Regions from separate parts of the Homo sapiens genome. Here region 2 is linked to region 1. Evidence: read pairs that join two places in POLR2A ChIA-PET (ENCODE). Cell type or tissue: OCI-LY7. All regions are shown on one strand. Each heading gives the region's core, and the rest is flanking DNA. Links, peaks and the distances in the headings are about the cores only.

Region 1 (16,592 bases), core at 1,141-3,640:
CCTAACATATTTTAAAATTTGGGCTTCTTTCTTTCCCTATAGACTATATCTTTCCATTTCAGACCTTTTTTGATACTTTAATTTTGACTAAAATCTTAGAAGTAATATAATAACCGTAGGCTATAAAGTAAGATATACTATTGTCTCAAGATTTTTTACTTTTTTTTTGAGACAGGGTTTTACTCTGTTGCCCAGGCTGGAGTGCAGTGGCACAGTCTTGGCTCACTGCAGGCTCGACCTCCTGGGCTCAGGCAATCCTCTTGCCTCAGCATCCCAAGTAGCTGGGACCACAGTCATGCACTGCCACACCCAGCTAATTTTTATACTTTTTCTAGAGATGGGGTTTTGCCATGTTGCCCAGGCTGGTCTCGAACTCCTAAGCTCAAGCAATCTGTCCGCCTTGGCCTCCCAAAGTGTTGGGACTACAAGTGTGAGCCACCATGCCCAGCTGATTTTTGACTTTAGTAAAGCACTTTACTTTGCACTTCCACTCATGTCTAAGAAGTAAACTATTGTTAATACAATAAATGTGGGAGTCATATTAAGTCAAACCTGGTTTTAGAAGAAAAACCACTAAATTCATTAAACCTTTGACAGTACATAGGAATGTGAGCATGTGTTGTTATAGCATTAAAGTAATAATTCAAAATACACAATTAGAGAATTCTGGTTCATATAAATCCTACAACAACTTTAAGGTTTAATATCAGAGCTCAGATGTGAGAAAACTGCACTGAATTTTTTATGTATTTTTTTCTTTTAGAATGACACAGCCAGTTATCAAAAGAAATCTTCAAGGAATTCCCTGTATGCTGAGGAATGAAGGATGTGAGAAAGAAATTAACTGTCTTCTGCTCTCAAGTTAGACCCCTAAGAAAACTCTTAAGAGTATCTAATAACTAGAGGCATCTGTCACACCAGCAAAGATGTCATTATTGTTTTTTTCTTATCAGTCTTAGATTATGCTTTGCTTTAAAATGAGATACACCACCAGAGCTTTCCAGATCTTTTTTTTTTTTTTTGGAGATGGAGTCTCACTCTTGCCAGGCTAGAGTGCAGTGGTGTGGTTTTGGCTCACTGCAACCTCTGCCTCCTGGGTTCAAGTGATTCTCCTGCCTCAGCCTCCTAAGTAGCTGGGACTACAGGCGTGCGCCACCACACCCAGCTAATTTTTTGTATTTTTAGTCGAGATGGGGTTTCACCATGTTGGTCAGGATGGTCTCGATCTCTTGACCTCGTGATCCACCTGCCTCGGCCTCCCAAAGTGCTGAGATTACAGGCGTGATCCACCATGCCCGGCCAGCTTTCCAGATCTTAAAACTTTTACATACCAGTTGCTCTTAAAGTTTCCACATAGAGAATTCTTTAATAATTCTGTTTCTGGCCGGGTGTGGTGGCTCACACCTGTAATCCCAGCACTTTGGGAGGCCGAGGTGGGTGGAACACGAGGTCAGGAGATCGAGACCATCCTGGCTAACACGGTGAAACCCCGTCTCTACTAAAAATAAAAAAAAAAAATAGCTGGGCGTGGTGGCGGGCGCCTGTAGTCCCAGCTACTCGGGAGGCTGCGGCAGGAGAATGGCGTGAACCCAGGAGGCGGAGCTTGCAGTGAGTTGAGATTGTGCCACTGCACTCCAGGATGGGTGACAGAGCGAGACTCCATCTCAAAAAAAAAAAAAAAAATTCTGTTTCTTTCTTTCTTTTTTTTTTTTTTTTAAGGATGGAGTCTCACTCTGTTGCCCAGGCTGGAGTACAGTGGTATGATCTTGGCTCACTGCAACCTCTGCCTCCCAGGTTCAAAAAAATCCTCCCACCTCAGCCTCCTGAGTAGCTGGGATTACAGGTGTGTGCCACCCCACCCAGCTAATTTTTATATGTTCAGTAGAGATGAGATTTCACCACGTTGGCCAGGCTGGTCTTGAACTCCTAACCTCAGGTGATCCATCCACCTCGACCTCCCAAAGTGCTGGGATTACAGGCGTGAGCCACTGCACCTGGCCTTAATAATTCTGTTTATATATCTGCTTCTTTACTCCCTATTTACTGTACATTCCCTATGGCCCACTTTTTTTTCTCTCCTTTGTTCAATTCATTGTCCTTGTCCTTTTCTTTGTGAAATGTTAACAGCAGTTAACAAGGGATGAATAGGAGGCATTTATTTTATGTTTTCTTATTATATTCTTCACTAAATGTGTGATGAACAAAAGTTATTTAAAATAAAACAAACTGCTGTTAAAATTGGGATGTAAAAATTGAGTTTATATTTAAGGTCCATAAAAATATGGTGATAGACTTGCGATGATACACCTACAGTTTTCTCTCACCAGAAGCACATTTTCTTGCGTTTGTAAAATGTTGGCTAGAGTTAACGGTGTGACTGGTAACTGCAGAACAGCTTCTGGGTGTAAGATTTAACCAATAGTTAATGCACAGAGCTAACTTTCCTAAGTGAATGGCCAAATGCCAGGTTTTGTCATTAACCCAGAATATATATCTGTTCATTGATCTCATATAGAGCTGCAGAACAAAAAAAAATTCCTCAAGAAAAATACAGGAGCTATACAAGCTGAACCTTAGTCTAACATCTTCCCTCCTGCTCTATACTTCCCCACTCAGAGCTTCCTAAATGAGACAGTATAAAGGAAATGGCATGATACTTCTTAGAGATAAATTATTTAAAGTTCCCTAAATAGAAACTTGCAAAAGAAACTGGAAGTGAAACTATGGCTGTGCCTCTGCCAGCTGAAAATGATATTAAAAAAAAAATTACTTTAAAGCCTACTGAATCCCACAGCCTTTGCTTCTTTTTTTTTTTTTTTTTTTTATTTTTGTTGTTGTTGTTGTTAAAGGACAATAGTCCAGAGACCTAAAACCCGAAAAACAATGATGGAATTAAACCTGGTACTGAAGATGGCTTTTGTAGATTACAGCCCCCCACAAGCTGTTCCCAATCCCTTTCCAGTAATAAAACTTATTTTTTAGTTGTACAACCAACACATAAATATATTCTTTGGCTAAAAATTTAAACTATCCAGAAGCAAAGAGAATATAAACCAAAAGTCTACCTTCATGGTTCCTCAATTCCCACATTGCTTTCCAGAGGTAAAGATGCTTATAAACTTGATGTATTATCTTTCCACACCTTTTCTTCTGAGACACTATGCTTTTGTATGTAAATGTACACAGAAAAATATAACTTAAAATCTATTTATAAATGGCATACTACACACATTGTTCTATAGCTTTTTTCCATTTAGTAAGATCTTTCCAAAAATGTCAGTGCTTATCAATTCATCTTATTCTTAACTGCTGCACAGCATTCCACACAGCTAGTATTCCACATTGTTTAGTTAATCATTCAATTCCCAACCCCTTTTCTAGTACAGGTGCTACTTCAGACTCTACACCTCTATTCATAACCAAACAGTCAAATTCCTATCTTCAAAGTTGATTTTATTTCCTCAACAAAATCTCTGCTGAGGCCAAGCGTGGTGGCTCACACCTGTTATCCCAATACTTCGAGAGGCTGAGGCAGGAGGATCACTTGAGCCTGGGAGGTCAAGGCTGCAGTGAGCCAAGATCATGCCACTATACTCCATCCTGGGAGACAAACTGAGACTCCGACTCAAAAAAAAAAAAAAAAAATCTATTGAATCCCATCTTTCATCCAGAAAATTATTTTCAGACCTTCATTAGTGGGATGAAGGTCTCATTTTGGTCTCATTTCCTAGAAGCCATTTTTGCCTAATAAGTACCTTCACTCATGATACTAATTTAAAATCTAGAAATCTTAAAGAAATCTCAAGAGACTAAAACAGTACTGAAATCTAGCTTGCCATTCCAAACACCTAGTACACCATGGATACTCAATAGTAAAAAACAACAATCATGGATATATTTCTATGTTGAATCTAAACCTAGAAATCCAAATAATATTTGGAGGAAATCAAAGAACAAAGATCTTTTCAAACCACCAAAATCTGACGGACTTAACAATTAAATGCTATTAAGGAAAGTAATTCCGCCTTCCTCCATGTGAGAACACAGTGAGGAGGCAGTATGCATTCAGAAGAGGACCCTCACCAGAACCTGACCACACTGGCACCCTGATCTTGAACTTCCTAGACTCCAGAACTATGAGAAATAAATTTCTGTTGTTTATTCTTTTTGAGATGGACTCTTGCTCTGTCACCCAGATTCTCCTGCCTCAGCCTCCCAAGTAGCTGGGATTACAGGCACGTGCCACCACGCCCAGCTAATTTTTGTATTTTTAGTAGAGACAGGGTTTCACCATGTTGGTCAGGCTGGTCTCGAACTTGTGACCTCATGATCCGCCCTCCTCGGCCTCCCAAAGTGCTGGGATTACAGGCGTGAGCCACTGGGCCTGGCCTGTTTATTTTTACAAAAGAAAAAAATTAGCCAGGTGTGGTGGCTCACGCCTGTAATCTCAGCACTTTGGGAGGCTGAAGCGGATGGATCACTTGAGACCAGGAGTTTGAGACCAGCCTGGCCAACATGGTGAAACCCAGTCTTTATTAAAATTACAAAAATTAGCTGGGCATGGTGGCGCATGCCTGTAGTCCCAGCTACTCAGGAGGCTGAGGCACGAGAATCCTTTGAACCTGGGAGGCAGAGGTTGCAGTGAGCTGAGATGGCACCGCTGCACTCCAGCCTGGGCTGGGTGGACTCTGTCTCAAAAAAATAAATAAATGAAGAAGTAGTAGTAGTAGTCAGTGGTTTAAAACAAAAAACAAAAAACCTTCACTGCAGGCAGGGCACAGTGGCTCATGCCAGTAATACCAGCACTTTGGGAAGCCAAGGCAGGTGGATTGCTGGAGACCAGGCTGGGCAACACAGCAAGACCCCATCTCTATTACAAAGTAGTAATAATAATAAAGAAAAAAAAACTTTATTGCAAGAATATATAACAATAGACTTTTATTACCAGCTTAAAACAAATATAAAAAAGTTTCTTGATTTTTTTTAAACATTTTAAGGCCTTAACGTTTTTTTCTGAGTTCTTATTATGTGCAAGGTACCAAGGTAAGTTATGATCTTAAGCTCTCACAGCTTATATAGTAAGTTATAACCATAATATATGGCTTTATGTAGTAACTTCTATAACAAAAAATACACATTAAAAACAGTTCTAGTTGGGAGGACAAAGTGAAGCTTAACAGGAAGTGGGTGAGCTGGGTCTCACAAGTTGGGCAGGACTTTTGAGAGGGCATTCAAGGCTGAGGGGAACCTGTAAACCAAAACACGGAGGGAGTAAAGTGCAGGCATGTTTAGCAACTACGAATAGTCTAGACATAAGTAGTCTGGTGTGCTAGAAACTAGACTATAGGGTATGTGTGCATGTACACACATAACTGCCACACACTTGTGCTTGGGGAGGGTAGGGGATAATAGCAAATAAAAGGCTCAAAAGTTAGGCTGAGACTAAATTAGGGAAGGGGATGAAAAAGGTAGTATAATGAATCAGAGCCATTCATATATGCTCACAATGTAGTATATTTTGTAATCTCATTTAATCCTCGTAACCCTATAAGGTGAATATTTTTATCCTTAAGTTTTGCAGATGAGGAAACTAAGGCTCTGAGGTATTAAATAATTTGCCCAAAGTATCACAGCTTGGTGCAGTTGGCATTAGAATCCAAGTCTATGTGAGTTTATTCTGTAAGTACTAGAAATTTAATAAAGAAAACCAGATGAGTATACTAAGTTTTTCCTGAATCAAAGGTGAAATGAACAAGCTATATTAGGCCACAAGGATCTATATAAGTTGTCCTGTTTGCTTGACTAATAAAGTTTGACTAATAAACTTCCTGGGTTTCCCATTGCTATTATTTTTGCAGGGCAACAGAGTAAAATTTTAAAACAAATCATGGTAAGTATTCTCAAGAAGACGCTCTTTACTTGCTCTGGACTAAGCATTCAATACATAGCATTGAGGCTTTATATCACAGTACAAAAAGCTAAAAAATCCTCAATATCAAAATTCCCACTTTCTGTTGTTCTGCTCTTGTAAGCAGTTGATTGAACTGTTCAGAGTATCTGTAAAAATGCCAAATTATACATGTTTCATGAAGGCAGGCTGGTATTCTATTCTACTCTCCTTCATCACTGGAAGCATGAGGTATGTTTTGCCAAGTCTGTAAGACAATGTGCACCACAGGTTCTCCAATAGGGGGTGATATCCCCCTGGCAAGCTGCATGTAGTTGTTAAATAATCAAAGGATGTTATAGTTACAAGGTGCTTCATTTTGCAGTGAGTCCCTCATTTTTCAAATGAGGAAACTAAAGATTCCATAAAGTTACTCAGCCCTTTGGGTGTCCAACCAAAATTAACAGTACCATGGTCTCTTAACTCCCTACCCAGGGTGATCACAGCATTTAAACTGCCAAACTCTGCTGTAAAATTCGAGAACAGAATCCCTGACTTCCAAAAGCATTTATGCTCTCTGTACCCAAATCTGACCTATCTTTCAAGCCTCCTTGAAAGCCTCCTTCAACCACTCTTGTCCACACTGTCTTCCCTGAAGCCCTACAACACATACTGTGTCACACAGTTAACACTCAATCATATATTGTCATATTCACAAATTGTTTTATTTTTATCCTGTCCCTCCACACTAGTTTGGCTCCTGAACTCAAGGAAATTAAAATGATTTATAGTTTATATAGTCGTAAAGACCTGAGACTTGGTAAACACTTGTAATTGACCTGTTCTGCCCACTCTATGCCTTCTTCAAAGAAGCCAACTTTCTCAAAGTAGCTAAGTGCTGCTGGTCCCCTGAAGCAAGTGTTTCTTGTATACTAAAAGCACTCTGCATTGATTTTTTTTCTTTCTTTTTTTTATTTTTTTGAGATAGAGTTTTGCTTTGTCACCCATGCTGGAGTGCAGTGGCACGATCTTGGCTCACTGCAACCTCTGCCTCCCAGGTTCAAATGATTCTCCTGCCTCAGCTTCCCGAGTAGCTGGGATTACAGGCGCCTGCCACCACACCCAGCTAATTTTTGTATTTTTAGTAGAGACAGGGTTTCACCATGTTGGCCAAGTTGGTCTTGAACTCCTGACCTCAGGTGATCCACCTGCCTCAGCCTTCCAAAGTGCTGGGATTACAGGTGTGAGCCACCGCGCCCAGCCTGCATCTATTTTCATGAGGCCCGCCGCCTAGGAGAAAGCCTTCTCTACCACCATATCTATTAACATCATTCTTACTGGTCATGGTAGGTACTGTTTGGAAAAGCTACAAGTTACAAAGCCTTTTTCTGTATAACACCTCCAAAATACCAGTAAAATTAAACTCTTCTAAAACCATATCCAAATCTTCCATTATAATGAAGATTTGAATCTAAAGAGTTCACAGAGTTATATGTAACTGTACCAAGAAAAGGTATTAATTCTCTGAAAAAACTGCTTCTTAAAACAGAGGTGTTAATCTAACCTCTAGGGAATCTCTAAATTCTTTTCCTTGGTGGAGCATCAAGATCCAAGAGAGAAGCTTCTTGTGACAAGACAAATTCAGTCAAAGTAGTTTGCTGCCTCCATGCCTCCCACCACAGCCCCCACCAACTCCAGGAGCACAGCAATAAATGTGAAGACCATCTAGTCTAACACAAGCAAGATAAACATAACAGAGCTGGCACAGTGGCTCATGCCTGTAATCCCAGCACTTTGGGAGGCCGAGGTGGCCAGATCACTTGAGGTCAGGAGTTGGAGACCAGCCTGGCCTACATGGTGAAACCCTGTCTCTACTAAAAATACAAAAATTAGCTGGGTGTGGTGGTGCACACTTGTAATCCCAGCTACTCGGGAGGCTGAGGCAGAATAATTGTTTGAACCCGGGAGGCAGAGGTTGCAGTGAGCTAAGATCACGCCACTGCACTACAGCCTGAATAACTGAGTGATACTCTGTCTCAAAAAAAAAAAAAAAAAGGACTTTGGATCTAGTACATGGAATCAGAGTTCCTCCTTCCTGAGAGCACTCAGAGAAACAGAACTTTTGGAAAGTCTTCAGCTGTTGCTCCAACCAGGGCAGCTGTGTTTTTGGAATATAGATTGATAGCAAATGACAGACAAATAGAATCGCCTAGGCAAAGCGGTATTTTACTCGTGGGACACACAGCCCAGGAGTTAGAAGATGTGTCAGATAGCTCCTTCTTTGTCGGACAGTAATTGCCTGCATTCTCCCAACTGCACAGACAGTAAGTCCCTACAAACAACTGCTCTAGTTCACAGATGACAAACTAAAAAGAAGTGGCTCGGTTCACATCCTGAATCTACAAAGATACACCCTCTGAAGGGCAGAAGTGAGACAGTGGTCAGAGGTTCATAAAATAAAATGCAAGAAATCAAAATCAAAAGTGCTTTATTTCCGAGGACAAAGGCATTCTTTCTCTTTAAAGAATTCAAACAACAAGACTTAATGCTTCTTCACAGTATGACAAGCATTCTGTCTTCCAAATAATATCATCTTACATTTGTATTGTGTTACATAGCAATTTCACATGGATTAATTAATAACAATTTAGGTAGGTAGTGTGGTACAATTACTATTCAATCTTACAGGACCACATGGGATTTCAGAATTATGAGTCCACAGATATGAGGGAGAGATGTGTTGGACATGAAAATTAAAGAAGTATGCCACATTCCCGAATCTTAATGCTGATGCCAAAGATTCCAAATCCTCTGGAGATAAAGCCTCTCCATTATCTCAAGGGCCTGAAATTAAATCGTTCAAGTGATTCTCTTGCTTCAGCCTCCCGAGTAGTTGGGACTACAGGTACCCGCCACCATGCCCGGCTAATTTTTGTATTTTTAGTAGAGATGGGGTTTTCGCCAGGTTGGCCAGGCTGGTCTCCAACTCCTGACCTTGGGTGATCCACCCACCTTGGCCTCCCAAAGTGCTGGGATTACAGGTGTGAGCCACCGTGCCCTGCCAGCTAACAGCCATTTCTAAGCAAGGTTCAAGGCAGCCTTGCTGCAGACTGAAGAAAGGGCTGGTCTTCGGACTGTGTCATAGCCATTCCTCCTCTACATCAATCTGGTCTGCTGCTGGGGAGCAGGGGTGAAGGGCAGGAGGGTGGGGATAGATGTTAAAGAAAGTAGTGGGGAGGAGTTTCTTGGTTAAGAAGCAGAACCTTGGAGCTGTGTTGTAACTACATGCGTAAAGGCAGGCTTAGGACATGTCAGACGTCTGAAGCAGGAAGCAGGCAAAGGAAGCACCGTGGTTTTCTTTGGGCTAGGGATTCCCCTCTTGGGTTAAGCAAAAGGTCAGGAAAGATAAAGCCCCTTTCCTAATGTCTATAAAGTCCAAGGATGATGGAAATTCCAGGAGGTATAGGGGTTCTAAAATGCTATACGACAGCTGTGTCCAAAGCATTCTTTATATAAACCCACAATAATGTCATCTGTTTTTGAGGGGAACTAGCTATGTCTACTGTCTAATAGGGCATTGATGTGTTGTTATTTAATAAATACCCTTGGGCTGGGCGCGGTGCCTCACGCATGTAATCCGCCAGCACTTTGGGAGGCCAAGACAGGCAGATCACGAGGTCAGGAGATCGAGACCATCCTGGCTAACATGGTGAAACCCCGTCTCTACTAAAAATACAAAAAATTAGCTGGGCGTGGTGATGGGTGCCTGTAGTCCCAGCTACTCGGGAGGCTGAGGCAGGAGAATGGCGTGAACCCGGGAGGCGGAGCTTGCAGTGAGCAGAGATCCCGCCACTGCACTCCAGCCTGGGCAACCAAGCGAGACTCCATCTCAATAAATAAATAAATAAATACCCTTAATGACAGGCATCATGTTGGAGAAAAAGATTACAATAGGTAAAATTCCACAGAGTACAAATTCAACTGAGAATGGTCCACAGTTCGGGAACAGAAGCAGTAACCACAAACTGGAAATCATTTTACCTATTCTTCTACCTTATAATAATGAGAACATTCTCCCTAGTGTTTTATATCTTATAAAAGCACTTTAACATAATCTTATTTAAATATAATTAAGATTCTTCTGAATCATGAAGGTTTAAAAAAATTTTTCAATTTACTCAAGTTCATCAAATAAAGAGGTCTTCTTGTTTTATTTATTTAAATTAAACTAGCCTGGAAACAGAAACAAACAATTGAAAATTCTCTACCGGAAACTGTCTCCCATTCACAACTGTATCACTTGCTCCTATTTACTGCCTCTAAATAACGCTACCTAGTTTCATTCAATTGAGGATTTGAACAAGGAAAGAGCTGCAACTGTTGTACTACTTCCTGTTGCAGAATTAACCAGTCATTTCCAATCTTCTTCCATTTTAGGATATTTCCCTTCCAAAGTGCTGTCCAAAGAGAGAGCAACTTCTGTTCCACTATTCCTAGACAATTTTCCTAAATCACTTAAACCAATTTTCCTTCATTTACTTAGTTTGCATTCTTCAAAAGCCCATTCTATTTCCTGTACCCCACTCCTCCTTCATGCCCTTACGTACTGTTTTGTTGGGTAAAAATACTCTTATCTTTCTGTAAAGATCAATTATCTAGTCTTAAATAGTTCTTGTGGTTTTTCAAAGGTGCCCTTCATTTGAAGAACCCTTTTGTGCTGCCCCCAAGTCTCGCAGAGATGAAAAAGGCTGTTGTCCTTCTCCTCATTCTGTGTACACCTCCATCTCCCTGTCACCCAAATAAGTGTCAGTTTTTATTAGTCTATAATAAATAACTTCTTATCAGCATCAAATTTCTATTATCACCATTCCTAGTCTCTTGCAGCTTTTTCCTCCATCCTGCCCTCTTCCTTGAAAGTTTGAAATTATTTTAACTAAAAACTATCTTTGACTATTGTTATTTCCCAAACACAAAACAGTTGTTCAAGACTAAACAGCACTGAATCCATGCCCCAGATAGATAGATAGATAGATAGATAGATAGATAGATATACAACTGTTGGTCTTGGGGAAAAAGTCTTAGGAATTAAAAACAAATCACTTTTCTTAACCTTGGGCATTAACAAATAACTGAATTCCAGCTTTAAAAAATTTAAAATATCTCTCTCTACACACACACAGTTCAAGAGAACTAATGCCATATGCTTCAGTGTTTTATCAAACCAACATTCTGTGGGACAGTTTGTTCAGTCTTTGGCTGACAGCACAGCCAGAATTATTCTTCAAGGCTGTTTTTTTTTTTTTTTTTTTTTGAGATGGAGCCTTGCCCTGTCGCCCAGGCTGGAGTGCAGTGGCACGATCTCGGCTCACTGCAGCCTCTGCCCCCCAGGTTCCAGCAATTCTCCTGCCTCAGCCTCCCGAGTAGACTAGCTGGGATTACAGGCGCACGCCACCACTCCTGGCTAATTTTTGTATTTTTAGTAGAAACTTGGTGTCACCATGTTGACCAGGCTGGTATCGAACTCCTGACCTCAGGCGATCCACCCGCCTTGGCCTCCCAAAGTGCTGGGATTACAGGAGTGAGCCACCGCGCCCGGCTAAGGCTGTTAATACCACTTTTTGTATCAGTAAGATCATGGCTGGCTGTCACAAGACTGCTAAGAAACCACAGCCCTTTGGGCAAAGCACAGCCTGTTGGCCTGCCGAGGTCACAGAAACCTCACAGCATAGCACACTGCTGCCTCCTCTGGCTGTTAGAGCAGGACATACCTCTTCGTAATTTTTCGCCTCCACTCCATGCTTCATGTCTAGGATCACGAGTTGGTCAGGTATCCGCCCTGTTCCTGAGAAAGAAATCAAAGGAATCATTGTGTGAAATACTTAAAATTCTGGGAAATTACCCACCCACCCGCCCGCCCTCCCTCTACAGAACCCCTACCCTCTCAATAGAGGGAAACAGCCACAACTCCTCCCCCTGCTCAGTTGCAGAAAATTCCTGGCTCTGGCTAAAATCACAAACATTCCAGACAAAGCCTCTATCTGTGTGGGGTGCCGGAAAGCAACAAGAACATGCTGCTGGCAAACATCTCTGAGCAGGCAAGGACACAAGATACTGCAACTGGTACTACAGAGGAACAGAACAGAAGGGAAACCACACAGGCTTATTGAATTGGGAAATAAAACTCAAAAATCAAAACAGTGTGAAATTGAGTGGCATATAAATCAAGAGATAGTAGGCAACAACTTCGGCTGAAAATGTGTATTTCCACATCTGAAAAGGTTGCCCTGTCAAATTTTGAGGGAAGGCCATGATGAATTAGGATTATTGGATATGTGCTAAGCTTGGATTTACTTAATATAAATCTGAGTACTGAAAAGAACATAAGTTTTATCTAATATTCCACTTTAATTCAAACATTTTGATCAATGTATGGCCTAGTTCAGTAGGAGTACAATGTCATAGAGCTATTCCCACTAAGCCCTTAAAAGAGTTACAACAGCTCAAGGAAAAAAAAAAAACAACTTTAAGTGTTCAAATCTCAGGGATGCTTCTTATAATAGAGTTCATGTTAGAAGAGTCAATCTGATTCAGCTGGATCAAAGAAGCATTCTAATCTTAAATCATCAAGTAGGAGAAAGGAAAAGACCCAAGGAGCCCCAGAAAACTGTTCAGCCCCAATCCCCTGGAATTCACCTAGTTATAAAATTTACAACTGCCTGCATGAAATTAGAAGTTGTGGGAAACAGTGCCACTGAAGCACTGGGGTTCCTGAAACCATAAGCCACACTGAATGGTACTGTACCCTCTGATGCCTGAGAGACACTGGAAGTTTTCTGAAATGAACTGAAGTCAATTCAATAACTACTCATTGAAAACTCACTAAGTACTAAAACTGTGCTGGAGATTTTAAAGAGATATGCTACGGCTTCGATGTGCCCCTCTCAAAGTTCATGTGTTGGAAACTTAATCCCCAATGCAACAGTGTTGAGAGGTAAAACCTTTAATTTTATTTATTTAATTAAAAAAAATTTTTTGAGACAGGTTCTTACTCTTGTCTTCCAAGCTGGAGTGCAGTGGCACGCACCATCATGGCTCACTGTAGCCTCGAACTCCTGGGCTCAAGCAATCCTCCCACTTCAGTCTTTCAAGTAGCTGGGACTACAGGCGTGAGCCACCACACCCAGGTAATTTTTGTATTTTTTGTAGAGACAGGGTCTCGCTATACTGTCCAGGCTGATCTGGAACTCCTGGGCTCAAGCGATCCTCCTGCCTCAGCCTCCCAAAGTGCTGGGATTATAGGCATGAGCCACTGTGCCTGGCGGAGAAGTAGGACCTTTAAGAATTGACTAGGTCATGGGGCTCTGCCCTCATCAATAGATTTAATGTCATTATCATAGAAGTAGGTTTGTTATAAAAGTGAGTTCAGCCCCTTCTTGCTCTCCTGTGCATTCTCTTGCCATGTGATACCTTCTGCCATGTTATTGTGACACAGCAAAAAGGCCCTCACCAGATGTGGCCCCTTGATCTTGGACTTTCCAGACTCCAGAACCATGAACCAAACAAATTTCTACTGTTTATACCCACTCTGCGATGTTCTGTTATAGCAGCACAAAATGGACTAAGCCAGGATACAATCCCTGCCTTCAAATAATTCAATTGGGATCTAAGACATATACACAAAACAACTATGGTGAAAATGCAAAGCACTGTAAAAGTTTAAGCCAAAGGAACTGGTTCAGACAATTCCAATATGGAGCAAAGGGAAGAGGAGAGAAGATTGTAGTTGTGGACAGACTTCACTAAAAAGGGAACACCTAAAGGCAGGACTTAGGCAAAGTACTCTAGGCAGACGGCAAAGCATGAGCAAAGGCTCAGATATTAAAATCGGAGTATGGCATGCTTGAAAGACAGTAAAGAACTTCTTTTGGGATGGGCACGGTGGCTCATGCCTGTAATCCCAGCACTTTGGGAGGCCAAGGCAGGTGGATCTCTTGAGGTTCGAGTTCGAGACCAGCTTGGCCAACATGATGAAACCCGTCTCTACTAAAAATACACAAATTAGCCAGGCGCAGTGGTGCGTGCCTGTAGTTCCAGCTACTCCGGAGGCTGAGGCATGAGAATCACTTGAACCCGGTAAAGTTGCAGTGAGCCAAGATCGCACCACTGCACTCCAGCCTGGGTGACAGAGCAAGACTCTTGTTTCACACACACACAAAAAAAGGACTTCTTTTGGATAGACTGGAAAGATTAACTCGAAAGCAAGAGAAATATAAATAAGACTGCACAGGGTAAGACTGAGAACAAAGTAAGACAAGTCACATGTGTCTTCTGAGCATGAAAACAACAAGTCTTCAAACAAAACAAAACAAAATGTGGCACCCAGAGTGTTCTGTTCTCCCAAATCCAATGTGTAATCCTGATTACGACATTGTCCATGGAAGATGTACTTCCTCATTGAAAAAGTTGTGAAACTTAAGCAGTTCACAGCCCCACCTGGTCCAAATGATCAGGATATCTTCTTTCTTACAAGGTCTTCCAACTACCTCCCTGATTGTCACAGCACAGTACAGTCATGCACTACATGAAGACAGTTCAGTCGAGGACAGACTGCATATATGAAGGTGGTCCCATAAGATTATTATAATACTGTATTTTTACTATATCTTTTCTATGTTTAGATACACAAATAGCATTGTGTTCTAACTGCCTACAGTATTCAGTACAGTCACATGCTTTACAGCTTTGTAGCCTAGGAGCAGTAGTAGGCTATACCATATAGCCGAGGTGGGTAGTAGGCTATAACATCTAGGTTTGTGTAAGTACACTTAATATTTGCACAACGAAATCACCTAACCACCATTTCTCAGAATGGTCGAGTCCAGACTATACAGTCTCTTGCATAGAACTGTCAGCCTATCCTCTTAGCTGACATCATAGCCCTAAAGAGTCTCCTTTGTAAAAGGACCCTTCATAATTTTTCTCTCTGCATTTGCCTGGCAAACAGACAATCCTTTTTGTTTGTTTTGAGACAGAGTCTCGCTCTGTCACCCAGGCTGCAGTGCAGTGGTACGATCTTGGCTCACTGCAATCTCTGCCTCCTGGGTTCAAACAATTCTCCTGCCTCAGCCTCCCGAGTAGCTGGGATTACAGGCATGTGCCACCACCACATCTGGCTAATTTTTGTATTTTTAGTAGAGATGGGGTTTCGCCATGTTGGCCAGGCTGGTCTCAAACTCCTGGCCTCAGGTGATCCGCCCGCCTCGGCCTCCCAACTGCTGGGATTACAAGCGTGAGTCACTGCGCCCGGCCAGTTTTTTTTGTTGTTGTTGTTGTTTATTTTTTTGAGATGGAGTCTCACTCTGTCACCCAGGCTGGAGTGCAGTGACACAATCTTGCTCACTGCAACCTCCACCTCCTGGGTTTAAGTGATTCTCCTGCCTCAGCCTCCTGAGCAGCTAGGGTTACAGGCACGAGCCACCATGCCCAGCTAATTTTGTATTTTTAGTAGAGACAGGGTTTCACCATGTTGGCCAGGCTGGTCTCAAACTCCTAACCTTCAGTGATCTGCCTGCCTTGGCCTCCCAAAGTGCTGGGATTACAGGCATGAGCCACCATGCCCAGCCTTTTTTTTAAGACTTCACTTTGTTAGAGCAGTTTTAGGTTCACAACAAAACTGAGAGGAAGGCACAAAGATTTCCCATATCCCCCTTCCTCTTACATATGCATAGCCTCCCCCATTATCACCATTTCCCACCAGAGTGGTACATTCATTACAAATGATGAACCTACATGGACACATCACTATCTACCAAAGTCCACAGTTTACATTAGGATTCACTCTTGGTGTACATTCCAAATGTAATGTTCGGACAACCATATAATGACATGTATCCACTATTACAGTATCATACAGAATATTTTTACTGCCCTAAAAATTCTCTCTGTTCCACCTATTCAATCTTTTATTCCATGTAGTCGACCTTTTAAAAGGTGCTCCAAAGACTACAAGGTAACAGGTCTCCAAATCAGAATAAATAAAGAATACAAATGAAACTAGATATTAAGTGCTGACTGTATTAAGGAGCATTAGAGTTGGAGAAGATTCTTAATCCAGAGAAACACTCTTGATTACTCACCCTTGCTCTCAAAACACACTTCAAACATGTCATAATCTTCAGTGGTAAAGGCAAATTTCCCCTTGGTTGCATCCTCTTTGGAGTAGAGAATATGGCCAGCAGAATCTGTGATCTAAAATAAGAAAAGTAGTAAGAATAGGCAGCAAATAACACTCAGGAAGAGAACTTACAGAAACTGGGAAGATAGAGACACTATCTATGAAAGACAATTGATAGTTCTCATTATGATGACTATGTTCCAACCATCCCCAAAGACAAAAACTGGATTAGAAGATTAAATCCAAATACAGCAAATTTCATCCATTCAAATAGCCTAATCACACTGTGGGCTAAAATCTGTTGCTGCTATAGGATGTCTTACCATACCAAAAAGTTAATCTAGCTAATGCTCCAAGTTACATACATTGGATTTATTGGCAAAAACTCACTAGTATCATTCCGCATAGAGGAACATGTCACAAAAATGAAAGTAGACAATTATCAAAAGATTATACAAGAGGGACAAAGATATATAAAAACACATTTATTCTATAAAACAAATTTGATGGGGAAGGGGTGTGGGTGGAGAA
Region 2 (16,592 bases), core at 5,204-7,703, 380 kb after region 1:
AGAGGATTTTTTGATTTTTTTTTTTTTTTTTGAGACAGAGTTTTGCTCTTGCTGTCCAGGCTGGAGTACAATGGTGCAGTCTCAGCTCACTGAAACTTCAGCCTCCCAGGTTCAAGTGATTCCCCTGCCTCAGCCTTCCTAGTAGCTGGAATTACAGGCACCCGCCACCATGCCCGGCTAATTTTTGTATTTTTAGTAGAGACGGGGTTTCACCATGTTGACCAGGCTGGGCTTGAACTCCTGACCTCAGGTGATCCACCCACCTCAGCCTCCCCAAGTGCTGGGATTACAGGCATGAGCCACGGTGCCTGTCTAGAAAAAGGATTTTTATAGAAAGTTGGTATGTGATGTTATTCCCTTTTTCCCTTTTCTTTTTTTTTTTTTTTTTTTGAGACAGGGTCTCTCTTGTTGCCCAGACAAGAGAGAGTGCAGCAGCATGATAACAGCTCACTGCAGCCTTGATGTCCCAGGTTCAAGCAATCCCCCCACCTCAGCCTCCAGAGTAACTGGGACTACAGGTGTGCACCACCACATCCAGCTATTTTTTAAATTGTTTTTAGAGGTGGTCTTGAACTCCTAAGCTCAAGTGATCCTCCTGACTCAGCCTCACAAAGTGCTGGGATCATAGGTGTGCACCACCCCATCCGGTCTTACTCTCTTTTTTTCAATATTTCTATTGGATGAGACTCTACTTGGATAATCCCAGTTTTATATGGGTTACATAAAACAAATATTACGGCAGTAATAGCTAATAGGCACTGTATGCTTACTAGGCACTAATCATTGCACTAAGCAATTTAAATACATTCAGTGGTATGAGGTGGCACCATTATATAGATGAGGAAACTGAGGCACAGAGTTTTAAGTGATTGTCCAAGATCACAGAGTTATGAAGCGACAGAGCCAGAACATTGGATTTCATATTGAAACCCAAAGCTAAGAGGCCGTTTTCGTGTTCCTGCTTTCCTCCTTGACCATGTCTCTCTCTGTATGCTGTCAGGGTTGAGTGAGTGAGGGAAGGATGCTGAAAAGTCATTTGGTTCAGGCCTCACATTTTCAAAGCACTTAACTCCAGTGAGGCCGTATATCCAGCCTGAGATATTTAGCCGGGCCTGAGAGATGAGGAGATTTACCCAGCTTTTGAGTTACTTTCCATTTATTGATGCTACCACCTCCAGAGACCCAGGAATTAAATACTCATATAAATTCCATCATTTTCTGGTTGTAGTATAAGTACATTACTTTTAAAACATACCATATTTTTTGTTAACCTTATTTTGATATATCTTCATTTTTAATCTGATGGGAAACTGAAAAATGGAGTGGCCTCTCTCTCAACCTTTGAGAGGCCTCACTCCCTTTCCTACTGTCTGAAAGGTGCAGGAAGAGGAGGCCCTGCAGGAAGCAGCTCTGATGCCCACTCCGGCTGCTGCCAGTGGCTGGCTGGATGTGCTATCAGCATGGCCATACCCACAGGTTGAAGTAGGTCAACAACCTGGGGACCCAGAAGCTGCGTGGTGCAAAGTGCATCTATCCGGAAATTTCCTGAGCTTCAAGGGGGTTTATAAGGCAGCCACCAGGCCCAGACTGACCAAGAGAACAGGAGCTTTGGATGCATGTTCTTTAACCCAGTGGCTCTCACCTGGGGCGATTTAGCTTCTCCTCCCCGTAGAACATCTGGCAATTCTAGAGACATTTTTTTATTTTCACAACTTGGGGTTCTACCAGCAACTAGTGGGTGGAGACCAGAGAAGCTGCTAAACATCTTACAATGCACAGGATGGCCCACCGCCACAAAGAATTATCCGCCCCAAATGTCAAGAGTGCCACAGTTGAGGAAATGTGTTCTAACCCTCTGGGGCTGGCCTTATGAAGCGCAGCCACACCCCTCCTAAGAGGCTTCCTCCAAGGCTGCAAAGCCTGAGAGGGCTGGACTGTAGGCCACTCCGCCGCGGGATTTCCCCTTCATCACCTGGCCACCCACTCTGGCCCCCTTACTGGAGGGCTCCGCCCTCAGGTAAATGTTTTCCCTACTTGTTTGGGAAACTTTGAGAAAAATCCCCTTTAGCCATCTTCTGAGCAGTGAAGATGTACCATGTGTGCTTTTTCCACCAAAAAAACATTAAAGCGGCTAGGGGATTTTTATTATTTTAGCTCAAATAACTAAATAGTGGCAGCCAACTCCTTTAAAGGCGACTGTCAGCCCTCAAAGGGGCGCTCAGATGGAACTCAGAAAAAATTAAAAAAAGAGTGAGTTTAGTATCAGTGGATCAGGGGAGTGGGGATAACCTGGGAATTCTGGTCTGGTGGGGCAGGCGACACAGACCGAAGGCCTCCGCCCACCCCCAGCCTCAAGCCCCCTCTGCGTGGGGCCCCTGGGGGCCTGGGGACATTTGCATGTACTCTCAGGAGATTCTCCTTTCTTCTCCCTGGGTTTCATCTTTAATAACTAGATGATGGGCTGTTGGGGAATGCAGGGCCAGCGCTCTAGGAAAGTGAAACTGCCTTGCAGAGGGAAAGCAACCCACTGTGGCCCCGAAAGACCCAGACCGCCAGCGGCCCCGGGCAGCCGCCGAGGGCACCGGCTCACACTTCCTGCATTTCACAAGCTCTTGCTTGGCATGCATTGATGACTTGAACTGGGGGGTTAACCCAAAAAGATCAAGTGCGAGCTCAAGGCGGATGATGAGAACAGATTCGGGGCTGGTTAACCTCAGAGAGCGGGAGTCCGTTGGTGCTAATGAGGCCAAGGGAGCCCGGCTCCTTTCTGCCCCCAGGCAGGTGAGAAAGAAAGAACGGAGACGAAAGAGGGCCCGCTGTGTCTACTCCTCTTGGCCCAGAAGCCCAGCTGGACCCTGAGGCCACAAACTGCCCCCTACTGGAGAAATCGCTGCAGGATTTCTCCTCCATCAAATCGCTGTGTCAGAGCCAGTTGGGGGCTTTTAAAAGACGCCCACGCTCAGGCCCGCACCAGGCCACCTACACTGGAATATCTGAGGCTAAGTCCCAAGCTAGAATTTCCCATCTTCTTTCTGGCCTTGGGAGATTTTGCATCTCCTTCCAGGGAAGGAAGCCTGACTTCTGAAATGATTCTCACGAAGGAGAAGTGCTCCGTTCTGCAGTGAGCCTGGCCAGGGGGGCCACACCACAGACTCCCAGGAGGCTTCTGCTCTGCGTGGTTCTTCTGCTCTCGTTTCCTTAACGATTGGGCCAGAGCATCTCTGCTCTTGTAAAATAGCAGGCAATTAGATCTCGAAGTCTTTGAAGTGGGCAGATTCACCAGGCGTTGGACTGAAGTTTCTATTTGTCCTGGCACTGAGAATAGCAAAGGAACAGGGGGACTGAACTGGTAAGGATATAGCAGGTTTGTTGCACTTTTAAAAAATATGTTTTCAATTACCTTAAGAACCCATTTATGTGCAGTATATCCTGCTGCTGATTTTGAACAAGGATGATCCAATAGGCACTGGTATTAAAACGCTGAAATAGAGGTTGACAAGTAGCTGCTTCCCTAAATCCTTGGAGTTTCCTTCCTCCCTCCTTCCCCTCCTTTGGCACCAACCCCCTTCCCACCTCCCCAAGATCCAGCAACTAAAAGGTTATTTGCTTGGCACGGCAGGGAGTAGGGGCTGTGCTGAATGGTGGGAACCCACGCTACATGGGTTGTCAGCTGTGTCACCCCTAATTAGACATCATTTCAATCTACTCATGAAAGCAGCTTGCTGCAGGACTCTGTGCTGGCCATATTTAATTAGAGCAGTATAAGGTTTTTTTTTTTTAAGTTAAAAACTCATATTGTATTGCCCATGTACCAGAGACTATTCTAAGAACTTTACAAACATTAACTCATTTGATCCTTATAACGACCCTATGATATTGGTGGTGTGATATCCTCCCGTTTTCTAGGTATGGAAAGAGGCATAGAGAGGTGAAGTCTCTTGCTGATATCTTCTAGACCGGGCTGGCTGCAGGGTCTGTTGCTCTCAACCAGAGGAAATAGAACCATGAAAGAACAAGGTAGGGTTTTCCTCCTTCTGCCAAACTGAGATTCACAAAGTGGACTCTAGCATTCTTCCTCTCTGCCATTCCCTCCCACCAAATTTACACCTGGGGAAACAGTGGCCCAGAGAGGGAAGGAGACCTTCCTACAATCTCAGAGTCAATTGGGGGCAAAGCTAGGACCAGAATGCTGCCTCTCAACTCCCCCTCGACCTCATATCATATTGCTTACATCCAGCTAAATGTCTCCTCAGAAATCAGTTGGGGAATATGGTGATTTTAAGTCCATAAATTCTTTATTTAATACTCCTCCCTCTAAGAGGTAGAGACTCATTTGCCTCCCCTCAAGTGTGGGCTGGACTCAGTGCTCCATTCTACTTTTTTCTTTTAGGTCAGCCTGTTGCCCAGGCTGGAGTGCAGTGGCTCAGTCTCAAATCACTGCAACCTCCGCCTCCTGGGCTTAAGTGATTCTTCCACCTCAGCTCTGCCCAGCTAATTTTTTGTAGAGACAAGGTCTCACCATGTTGCCCAGGCTGGTCTCAAACTCCTGGACTCAAGCAATCCTCCTGCCTCGGCCTCCCACAGTGCTAGAATTACAGGCATGAGCCATGCCACCCGGCCCCAAGAGTAGAACAAAGATGGAGGACTAGGTCATAAAAGACACTGCAACTCCTCTCTCTCTCTCTCTCTCTCTCTCTCTCTCTCTCTGTCTCTCTCTCTTTCTTTATTTCTCTCTCTTGTTGTTCACTCTCCAGGGAGCCAGTTGCCATGTCATGGGGAGGACACTCAGGCAGCCCCGTGGGGAGACTCATGTGAGGAGGAACTGAGATGTCTTGCCAACATCCATATGAGGGAGCCATCTTGTAAATGAATCTTCCAGTCCCAATCAAGTCTTCAGATGACCAGAGCCTCAGCTGATAACTTGGCTGCAGCCTCATGAGAGATCCTGAGCCAGAACCACTCAGCCAAGGTGTTCCTAGATTCCTGCCTCTCAAAAACTGTGTGAGATAATAGATGCTTATTGTTTAAAGTTGTTTAGGGTAACTCATTGTGTAGCAATAGATAGCTGAAACAGGAGGCTCTACATTTACTCTTTTTTTTTTTTTTTCTTGGAGACAGAGTCTTGCTGTGTCACCCAGGCTGGAGTGCAGTGGGGCAATCTCCGCTCATTGCAATCTGCGCCTCCCTGGTTCAAGCAATTCTCATGCCTCAGCTTCCCGGGTAGCTGGGACTACAGGAGTGCGCCACCATGTCCAGCTAATTATTTTGTATATTTAGTAGAGACAGGGTTTCACCATGTTGGCCAGGCTGGTCTCAAACTCCTGACCTCAAGTGATCTGCCTGCCTTGGCCTCCCAAAGTGCTGGGATTACAGGCATGAGCCACTGCACCCAGCCTACCTTTATTCTTAAAATGCCATAAATGCACAGAGTGTTTTGAGGAGTCTTTTATCCCAAAGTATTCCAACTATATTTCTTTTAAAAATTTAGGGCAATTAAGGCATTTTAATGCATGTGACCCTCCCCGCCCCACATTCCCCCACCCTTCATTATTTCAAACTGGAGTGGTCTTTTGAATTTTTTCCTGAACGTGTTTCCAGAAAGTTTATACCAAGTAAAACAGCTATATCCAAGTTCCTAGTAATTATTACAGCAATTACAAGGGTTCCAAGCCTAATAAAGTAATCTAAGGGCAGGAGGTTTGGAGGTATGGTTATTTCTTGGCATTCTTCTAATGACAGCCTGGAGCTGAGTAGCATCTTGGCAGTTGTCTACTGTTTGAATACGTTAGACTGCTCCCAACTCTGTCACTTGCTAACTGTGTGACCTTGGGCAAATGATCGAACTCTCTGTGCCTTAATTGCATATAAATTTTAGAATCTAATTATGATACCTGCTCTGTGGAATCCTGGGGAAGATTAAAATGAGATGTGGTAGAGCATGGTGCTTATAAGCATTGAACCAAATTGCCTGAGTTTGAGTCCTAGCTCCAGTGACTTTTCTAGCTGTATGATCTTGGGAATGTTACCTAATCTCCTTGTGCCTCAATATTCCACATACATAAAATGGGGTGAGGTGGGGAAACGGTGCTTACCTCCTGTGACTGTCATGAGAATTAAATGGAGCCAATTCATATACTATTCCCGGTACACAGTAAGTAGCATATGGCAAGGATGCTAGGTATAGTTGTGCAGGTTGTTCACTGTTCAAGGGCTCCAACCTGAGAGGTCAAGTGAGGGCTTGCCAGGCCATACGCTTTGGTATGAGGTTGCCTACCTAGAGGTGGCGCTGTTTTCTAGTTTGTACCAGGCCCTATATCAGCCAGCTGTCAGCATAAGGGTTTGTAGTATCCAGCAACCACTACCTTAATACTATCTTTAGGCTTTAGGCTGATGTTCACTGAGCGCATGCCAGTTTTATTATAACTGTTACTTGGTAGCTTCCTGGAGTTCTCCAGGATAACATCAGTGGGATGTGTATATCCCAAACCTTGCCATTACCATTCAGATACAATGCTGAAAATCAAATAAAAAATATTAGCAAGGTAAAAAGTTTAAAATCCTGCAGGACAATATTATATATTGCTTAGGCATACATACAGGTTTGGTTCAAGTATAGAAAAATGCATAAGAATGATAAACCCCACATCTGGATAATGGGTTACCTGGGGTGGGGAGGAAGCGGAATTAGAAAGGGATGAAGGAAGCTTCGGCTCTATTCATAATTTATTTCTTCAGCTTAATGGTGGCTACATAAGTGTTTATTATTTTTTAATCTTAAATATTTAAAAATAATGTATAATTAATACTATTAAATAAGACCCGTCTTTTTATGTAAAAACTAATTTTGCATTTCTCTCATTAGTCTCTGTTAAATATTAAATCAGTACATTGATTGGGAATGACAGAATCAAGCAATCATTCATTCAACAAGTGTTTACTTGTTGAATGATAGGATGTTCAAAGAGCTAAGAACTTCATCCATACGCTGTAATACTTAGAACGCTTGTAACATTTATAATAACCTGTTTGGTTATTTGACTATGTTTTCTTTTTTCTGTGAGAGCAGAGTCTCTGTCTTATTCATATTTAAGAATTCTGCTCTGTAATAGGTGATAAATAAATGTTAATTTAAACCGAATGAAACATAAATATGACTATTATTGTCCTGAAAGGGCTTTCAATACACTAGGATAATGCAGGTCATAAGTGCCATAAATGAAGAGCAAAGTGAATTCACTTATGCATTCATTCGTTTGAAAACCATTTACTCGGCATCTGTTAGGTACTGAGCATATGACTATAAACAAGAGAAACACAGACTTTGGTTTTTACAGGGCCCACTTCTCACCACTTTCATCACTGTCTAACTGGCCTATGCTGCCAGCATCTTTTGTTTGGATGGTTGCAGTAATCCAATACTGAAATCCTGACTCATCTCCCTGCTTCCACTTTGCTCCCCTATCGTAAAATCTCAACTGTGTCCAGAGAGATCCTCTAAAAACCTAAGTCAGATCATGTCACTCCTCTGCTCTGACACCTCCAATGGCTTCTCATCTGTAGGAGATTGTAGAAATTGCCACAATTAGTTAAATTTTTCCTATCGAGAAGTGAAGTCTGTTTCTCAACTCATTGAGTCTGAACTGGCCTTGTGACTCTCCTCGGCCAATAGAATGTGGCAGGTTCTGAGTTCTGTGCTAGCTCTGAGCCTGGGTTCCATGGGGCTTCGAATGCTTCTGCTCCTACTCTTGGAATCCTGCCACTATCAAATAAACATGCTCCGACCAGCCTGTTGGTGGATGAGAGACCATGTGGAGGAGAAATGCCCAAGGCAAAGCCAGGCCAGACCAGTCAATTATCAGCCAACCTACCAGCTGTCTGAGGACACATGACCGAGCCTAGCCGAGATCAGCCTAGCCCAGCCTATCCCCAAAGAACCTTTCAGATGACCCACAGACTCATGAGCCAAATAAATGGCTTGAGTCATCGAAGTTTCTGGTAGTTTTTTGGGCAGCGAACACTGATAGACTATCTCATTTAGACAAAAAGTCAAGCTTCTTTTTACTAACTGTATCCTCAGTACTTAGTGCCTGGCACATGGTAGATGCACCATGAACGTTTGTTGAATATATTAATAAAGGTGTAAATGGTTTTAACATTCTATTGAGGGAAACAGGAAAAAGATAAATCAGTAAACGAATAAAATAAGTATAAAATTGGGTAACTGCTATGGGAGAAATGAATAGTAGCTGAGGTAGAGGATAAGAATGAAGGTGGAAGGGGAAACCCTCCATGGGCTCACTGTGTCTTTCAGAATGAAAGCTAAAATCCTGATGTTGGCCTCTAAGGCCCTCCCTGACCGGGCCATTACCTCACTGACCTCATCGCCTGCCACTTTTGCTGCCTCTGATATCCAACTACCTGGCCCCCCTGCTCTTTTTCCAATACTCAAGCACACTTCCACCTCAGGTCCTGGAATGTCCTTCCCTGAGACACTCACCATTCACTCCCTCTCTTTCTTCGAATCTCTGCTCAGGTATCCCCTCTTTGGGCAAGGCCCTTCTGACCACCCAGAATTCCCTAACCTCCAACCCTGCTTTATTTTCCTCCATAGGAAAGGAATTTTGTCTTACTTAATTTAACCTTAGGGCAATATTGTCTTAGTCTAGAAATTCAGCTCATGGATACAAAAATCCTCTAGGAGCCGTAACTTCCTGTCAATCCTAAAATTTAATAAGGCAAATGTTTGGCTTCGAGCCATACTGGGAATAAGGTAAGGCCTTTTGAAAAAGCCACGATGCCCAGGTGAGGGTTGAATTGATCACTGAGAACCCTACAAATGCGCTCATGGCAAGGCTGGGAATACCCTACACTTACCCTCTCGGTCATTTACTTCAGAGTCTGCGGGGCATTCTAATCCGCGTTGTCATTTGCTTTGTGCCACATTCCTAAGAGGTAGGCAGGGCAGGTTTTATCATCCTCTGTTTACAGATGAAGATAATGAAGGTCACATAGCTCAAGTGAGCTACCCAGGGCCACAGACATACAAAGTGGTAGAACCAGAATTTAAATCTTGGTTGGTCTGACTCCAAGTGTAGTATTTGTTTCACTTTTTCTTTCTTTCTTTCTTTCTTTTTTTTTTTTAACTGTTTCTGCATTCTGGGTTCTGACCAGGTGACCTTGAATCATAAAGATTCAGGGCCTGTCTTGAGCTGCTCAATATGGAAGGCATCTTTTCTCTAAAGAGTGTGAGCTCCCTGCCAAGCAGCACAGGCGCTTAATAGGCTTTCAGAGCAGCAATTCTAGAACCTCCCTTGTGGCTTTCTGATCTCCCACAGCCCTTGTGTTTGATGGTCAGGAAAGGAGAATACCCTTGGATCGTCTTATCTCCAGACCACCCCGAGGCTGGCTGGACTTAAGGGGTGAGGAAAGACAAGATGGGTGAGCAGCTGCTTTCGGCTGAAAACCAGAAAGAAATCCCAGTGTTTTTGCTTTATTTTGGTTTAAAAATCAAGTCGTATGACAATGGAAACATTTTCCTGGTTGTCCTCTCCTCTCTGCCCATGTTGACAGAAGACGGACTTGCTAATTCTGGCTGGGGTTTTTCCCTGCCTGGGCTGTTTTTCTCTTTTATCTTCATCAATTGAAGAGGGCTGCTGTGTCTTTCAAACTGTCGGAAGGTATCTGTATTTTTTTTTCTTTCACATAATTCTGTAGGTCTTTTCCCAGATATGTATTTTTCTCTCTAACTTCTAACTCGCTGAAGTTTCCGCCCATGTGACTTCCAGCGTGAGTTACCAGAAACCACAAGAGAGAGAGAGAGCGTGCAAGCCCCAAAGCGAGCGACATGTCCCTTTGGGGAGCAGTCCCTCTGCACCCCAGAGTGAGGAGGACGCAGGGGTCAGAGGTGGCTACAGGGCAGGCAGAGGAGGCACCTGTAGGGGGTGGTGGGCTGGTGGCCCAGGAGAAGTCAGGAAGGGAGCCCAGCTGGTGACAAGAGAGCCCAGAGGTGCCTGGGGCTGAGTGTGAGAGCCCGGAAGATTTCAGCCATGCCTCACAGCTCCGACAGCAGTGACTCCAGCTTCAGCCGCTCTCCTCCCCCTGGCAAACAGGTAGAGTCCTCCTTTTTCTCTCTCCTACCTTCTGATTCTCCTGGGGGATGGAAAGAGAGCCAGGCTTCCTTGTCCTGCCCAGGGAGCTGAGGATGGAGGAAGTGGCTCGTTGCACGGGCACTCTGTTAGACTTAGGACATGGAATTTGCTACTAAGCTGTGCATATTGGCAGAGATCCTCATCCTTCCACCCATTCTGCCAAAGCCCCTTTTTCTCTCCATTTTCCAAGGCTGCCTATCACCTCTGCCTCACTGGGGTTGCCACCCTAAAAAGCTTTCTAGGAAGCAAAGAGGAGGATGAACATCAAAGAATGCAGAGAAAAGAGTCTACTGTTCTCCAAGGCTGTAGAAAAGTGAGAGGAGTTTTCAAGTGGGCCGCTGGCATGCACAGCTCAAATCCTAGATATGCAGTTTCCCAGGAGACAGCCAATAGGGAAGGGGAGAAAAGGGGTTAGGGAAAAGTTAAAAAAAAAAAAAAAGAAGAAGAAGAAGAGGAAGAAGGAGGAGGAGGAGGAGAAACCCAGGCTAGCATAGAAGGATCTCTCTACTGGGGCACTGCCTCTGTTGCTAGCACAGCCAGCAAGGGGAGATGCTAGAGGTCCAGCCAATATCTCTTTGCTTGTGGCTTCTGGATAGGAGCAAGGAAATGAATGAGGAGGTGGCTCTGGAAATTTGTTGGAAGACATTTGCTGGTAGTTCATCTTAGCTCTGGGGAAACCAGAGAGACTGAGATAGGGATTGTGGGAGCATTTGGAGTCTAGATTGTGACTTCCAAGTCCAAAGGTTTTAGCTTGAGGATTACCAAAAAAGGAGTGCCCTGCCCATCTCACAGCTTCTAGGGTTTTGTTCTGCACCACACTCTTGACATCCCTTGCTGTAGGAAGCCCTCCTCTTTCTCATCCGACATGTATCCGTGGGTTAAAATTTTCTCAACCTTCATAGTTTAAAAACTTCATTCTTTCCTTAGCACAGATATCCACAAGGGTTTTCAAAATGCTGCAGCCAAAATAAAAGTATATAAATATTGAACAGGGCGTATATCCTAAGCCTCTAATAACGGAGCAGCAGGCTGGGATGAGTCTGGGTGGAGACCTCTAGAAGGCACAGAATCCAGTCTGCTGCTCAAGATGGTGTCAGAGTGGCTCTGACTGCCTGGAAGTTTGTACTTTTCTTAGGAAGGAAATTACTCATGGCTTCCATGGTAACCTGGTGCCCCATCCCCCTTAGAGGAAGAGCACTTCCTTCCTATCTATGCCAATGACCTCCTACCACAAAGGCCTGAAAGTATTGGACATGTTGGTGAGCCCAGTACTTAGTGATCCCAGAGCTTTGCCCTTGGATCTGTGCCCCTCTAGCCTGTGGGAGACGTGGAAGGGAACAGGGCATGAGTTGCCAGGACTCCTACACCTACACTGCAGCATCTGGGAGAGAACTGGAGCTAACCTCTCTGCCCAGGCACAGGACATGCCTCTCTCTGGGTGTAATTAGAGAACACCCAAAGATCCCCTTATCCTACCAAGCACCCATCTACTGCCCACCACAGCCAGGTCACCTCCACCATTAACGTTCTTTTTGGCATTGATGTGCCAGGCATTGTGCTGGGGCCATGGGGAATGTCACAGTGGCTGAGCACAACGGAAGGAAAGAGGAGGCAGATCTGGGATGCACCCTCAGCTCAGGAATGCAGCAGAAGACCACATGGGGTGCAGAGTAGCTAGCGGGGAAGGGTCTTGGAAAGCCATTGGGCTCAGCACCAGAAGATGTAGCACTCTCAGATGACCAGGAGTCCTTGGGCACACTCTTAGAGCCTCAGTTTCCTCACATATAAAATGGAAATGATGATATCAACTTCACAGCATTGGGGAATTAAACAAGAGCACTTCTGAAAGAACACTTGCCCAGAGGTTGGCATATAGTAGGCACTCAACAAAGTCTGAAAAAAAGAAAACAGCTAAAAGAACAGCAAGAAGAGCCTAAAGGCCAAAAAGTGAGAGGGCGAGGGTGGAGCAGCCCTACAGAGGAGAGGTGATAAAACACACTTCATCGCCTTAACCATTTTTTTTTTTTTTGGCCAAATACAGCTCTATTGAGTCCTCAAGTTCTCTTTTCTTTTTCCTGTAGCTATTGGTCAAAAAAGTCAGAGACCTGGGAATGTGTAAGCAGGCATGGAGAAGAGCTCTCCTTCGGGTGCAGGCTTTTGGTAAATAGAGGGATGGAGGGTTCATGCAGAGACGAAGGCATGGAAGGATGGCTGGACGGATACCACACACCACCAGAGCCTGCTTTCACTCAGAAGGGAGATGCAGACCCATGTAATCCTCCCCGTCTCTGCTTCCCAGGACTCATCTGATGATGTGAGAAGAGTTCAGAGGAGGGAGAAAAATCGTATTGCCGCCCAGAAGAGCCGACAGAGGCAGACACAGAAGGCCGACACCCTGCACCTGGTAAGTGTTCAGATCAATCTTCATCCTCGTGAGCTTTAGGCTTTGCCCTCCGCCATCTGGGAACCCTTGGACCATAGCTTTGATTCTGCTTGTGTGGGGATGTGTATGTGGGGTGGGTTAGTGGAGGGTGAGGGCCGTGGGGTGAGGTAGGGAAGGGAAGCTGTCGTGAGAGTGCTTTAAGAAGGCTCTGTAGTCCGGGCGTGGTGGCTCACACCTGTAATCCCAGCATTTTGGGAGGCCAAGGCGGGTGGGTCACCTGAGGTCAGGAGTTCGAGACCAGCCTGGCCAACATGGTGAAACCTCGTCTCTACTAAAAATACAAAAAATTAGCCAGGCATGGTGGTGCATGCCTGTAGTCCCAGCTACTTGGGAGGCTGAGGCAGGAGAATCACTTGAACAGGCAGAGGTTGCAGTGAGCCGAGATCGCGCCATTGCATTCAAACCTGGGTGATAGGAGTGAAACTTCATCTCAAAAAAAAAAAAAAAAAAATAGAAGGCTCTGTAGCAGGGAATGGGCCAGGAGGCTGAACAGAGAAATGGGCCTTTCTACCCCAGGAGGGCTCAAGGGGTGGGAGAAGGCAGAGCTGTATTGGGAAAGAATTTAGAAGGTATCAAGTGCTTTGGGGACGGCCCATTGTCTCGCAGTGCAAGGACCACACATAGTCGCATCCCTTGGCAGAGACCCAAATGCCCCTGCATTTGACACAAGGAAATTCACAGGGCGCTGTACCAGATTCCTCTTTTCAGAGCATTATTAAAGTCTTATTTTGAAATTTCTGTCTTTAATGGTATCCCAAGGGGTCTATGAAAGATGCAATTTCAAGTGCCCTTATCTGGGATGATCACCATCCTAGTTGAGTTGCCTCTAGTCCCAAATTTTTCTAGAGAAAGCTTTTACCTCTGTCTTGAGTGGTCCAGGGGCCTTGAGCAGTGCTGAACTGCAGTTCCGCCAGTGGCCAAGGCCCTAGATGGTGTTTCTAGGTTCTGGCTGTGCCCCTTATAAAGTACTGCTTCCTCCCCATTGCTCATACCTTACCACCTTACCTCTCTTCACTCTGCCCCCAGTATGGTTCTTGTTCAACCAACTCTTCACTAGTTCCTTTCTCTCCATCCCCTCATCCCCTTCCCTAGCAACTCTACCTTCCTGCCCTTGCTCCAGAAACATTCCCTTACCTCTAATAGCCTAGCAATTCCTTTCCATGGAAAAAGTGCAATTGGCACCAAAAATCAATAAGCTTGTATTTATCTGGAAGATTAGCATGATAATCAGCCAGTTAGAATGGCTGTGTTAACCGTATCAAGAATAAGTAAGTAAGATGTAGTTTTAGGGGAAATAATGCATCTTTCAGCTTTACAAGGAAACAGAGCAGACTGCACCAACAGCTCTGATTGGGTGCTTGGGTTTTATTTGAAATGTATTCAGCTTACACTCCATTGCACACTAACATTAAATTCACAGCTATTTGTTAACTTTTTGGAAAGAATGAATGAACAGAAAGTCTGTACTAACTGTGCTCAACAGTCTGAATGTCAAGTTTTTGGTGGCCCTGCTGCTTGTATGTTCTCCATGATTTCACTGTGTCCCCACATTCTGGTTTACCACCTTAAGCTTGAACATCTATGATCCTTACCTCTTTCTCTATCAGAGTCTGATTCTGATTCACTATTCTTTAGGGCAAGCAAACAGACCAATCAAAATTTAAAAGGATAAAATCTTCCTTGTGTACAAGTAGACAATGTCCTCAGACTGGCAAACTGCTGTAAGCTTTTTAAGTGTGTACCTGTTTTCTTAAGTGGAATGTAAGTATAGTTCGGCAGCTCAGCAGTCAGAACAGGGATTGAATCCCAGCCCTGCTGCCTACTATCTGTGTGACAGAGACGTTCTTGGCCTCCCTTGGGCTTGGTTTCCTTATCTAGAAAATGGAAAATGACAATAACTACCCTATACAGATCGTACATTTAAAGAGCCCAACACAATGCCTGTCATTCATAAATACTCAAAAATTTAAGTATAATAAGAGTAATAATAATTATCATAAGAAGCAAGATAATCACAAATTATACACACATTTTATATATATATGAAAACATATATACATTTTGTGTATATTTAATCACAGAAGCTCAGGGTTGAAAGGTTTCTTAAAGGCTAGAAAGTTTAGACATAAGTTTGATGCTTCAGACTTCTCTGCAACACCTCCAGCCAATGGTCCCATTGTATGCCTGGTCACTTCTAGGGCTGGAGATCTTCCTCTCTCCCAATTTATGAACAGAAGAGTCTTTCCTATGTTAAGCTGCACCCCTGTCTCCCTGTAAATTCAACTCACTGGTCTTCATCCAAACCCTTGGGGAACGTATTAATGAGGGTGACACAGATGTCTCTTTGCTGCGGCAAGGCTTTCAGCACTGAATCAGCTCTCTCCCTCTCCAAGACAAATGTCAGAGCCCAAAGAGTCAGCTCATCTAATTATACAAGTCATGTGACATTAGGGTAATCTCTAGAGCTTGAGGGTCCACAGAGCCCCAAGTCATATAGTCAACATATCCATAGCCACACCCCAGCCTCAGTTTCTAGAATGTTCCAATCTTCCCCACATCTGAACACAGATTCCTCCTCCACTGCTTTCTTTTGAGCACCACAGCATCGTCTTTACCTTTTGCCCAATGAGTAGGTCGCAGCGGAGTTGATGCAGCAAGCCTGCGGACTGCTGCCAATGCAACTTATGTTTCTTGGCTTCAGGTAGAAGCTTTTGGCAGCAACGTGTTCAATCTGCCCTACATCAAATTAGCTGTGGTTTGACATCTTCCTTTCCTCCGAGATGACAATCACCTATCTTCTCCATCCATTATCCTCTTAATTATGTCTGAGATTCAGGTGAAAAGTCTTCTGGTTTACCACCAGTGTCAGGGCTCAGTGTGTGGTTTGCCCTTGACTCCTTTCCATGCTTGGCTCCACATGCTGGGGTTGTTCTCTGGCCCTCAGACATGGCCATAGGCCTCGCCTACCAGTGCTTTACAGATGAGGGTTTGGGAGCTACTGAGAGTACCATATCAAAAAAGGACCACATTCCTATTAGGGTTCTAGCCTCATATATACTGGTATGTTTTCTTAGTTTCAACTGCTGTCACTATTATCAACCTTAAAATACTGAAACAATTATCTTGTTCCTCTAGTGAGAGTGTGGGATGCTTACTATTCGACATTTTCAGCATCTATCCTATAAATGGCTGGCACCAAGACACTGTACATCGATTGCTTTAAAAATTGACAGAGTAGGGAGAGAGCCTCTTTTTATGATTGTGTTATAAATCCCTGGCCTTGACTATCTCTGACATAAAATGGATCGGTGATTCCTTTCGTAATTGTGACATCAACAAACAATCTAATTCTGTTTTAATTCTCCTTTTGTTGAGCATCTCACACAAGCACCCTGCACACTTAGTTCCTTTTCTCCTGCAGACAACTGTAGGGTTCATTGTATATAGTACAGATGTTGATTAAAAAAGAGAAAGGCATAACTTGACCAGTTAGTTTCTAAAAGATATCAATAGCTAATAAGTGGACCTAAGATAATCAGCTGAAAAATTATTTGAAATAATAAGAGAATGCAGTCAGCTTCTAAAATTAAAACAAAATGTAATAACGTTCCTATATGCAAAACATAACCAATTAGGAAATTAATGGAAGGAAAGATCCTGTTTATAATACCAATGACAACAGCAAATGGAAGGAAGGAATAATTTAACAAAAATTATGAAGAGTGTATCCTAAATGATTTTTAAAAGATTCAAATAATTGGAAAGATATACCTTATGTAAAGTTAGCAATTTTCCTTAAGTTAATTGATAAATTTAATGAGATCCCAATAAAAAACCCAATAGGGTTTTCTGGGATTTGGGCAAGAACTAGATTAGCTATTCTAAGTTTCCAGTGAAAAAAAATCATATGACAATTGCCAGGAAAATTCTAAAGAAGAAGTATAATGAAAAAAGATTAACTGACCAACATATTAAAGTGAAACACAAATACAGAAATCAAA

What was found. Peaks named below come from ENCODE experiments on the same cell type or tissue, not always from the same donor. Only the 100,000 strongest peaks of a DNase experiment are listed, where the experiment ranks them.
Region 2: POLR2A ChIA-PET joins it to region 1 with 5 read pairs; 5 of 35 experiments call an interaction of 5 or more read pairs at or near these places.

What each region holds. Positions count from the first base shown.
Region 1 is chr14:75,136,009-75,152,600 of GRCh38, forward strand. TMED10 (transmembrane p24 trafficking protein 10) reads right to left here. Exons shown (of 5, transcript NM_006827.6): 2 at 16,024-16,135; 3 at 11,656-11,729. Among named protein-coding and RNA genes, the nearest start is that of NEK9, 17 kb to the left of the region's middle. RefSeq lists silencers at 11,458-11,752, 11,698-11,992 and an enhancer at 16,356-16,592. In OCI-LY7, for the core only: no CTCF peak of the experiment used is centred there; a DNase peak (open chromatin) is centred at 2,693; H3K4me3 peaks cover 1,107 bases; H3K27ac peaks cover 1,200 bases.
Region 2 is chr14:75,512,637-75,529,228 of GRCh38, forward strand. It overlaps LOC105370572 (a long non-coding RNA gene), which reads left to right and starts at 3,210. Exons shown (of 3, transcript XR_944037.3): 1 at 3,210-3,349; 2 at 3,907-4,017; 3 at 4,755-7,138. BATF (basic leucine zipper ATF-like transcription factor) reads left to right here and starts at 9,833. Exons shown (of 3, transcript NM_006399.5): 1 at 9,833-10,109; 2 at 12,448-12,552. The coding sequence starts at 10,047. RefSeq lists enhancers at 1,986-2,551, 4,637-4,706, 9,801-10,130. In OCI-LY7, for the core only: CTCF peaks have their summits at 6,294 (motif pointing right) and 6,493; a DNase peak (open chromatin) is centred at 6,275.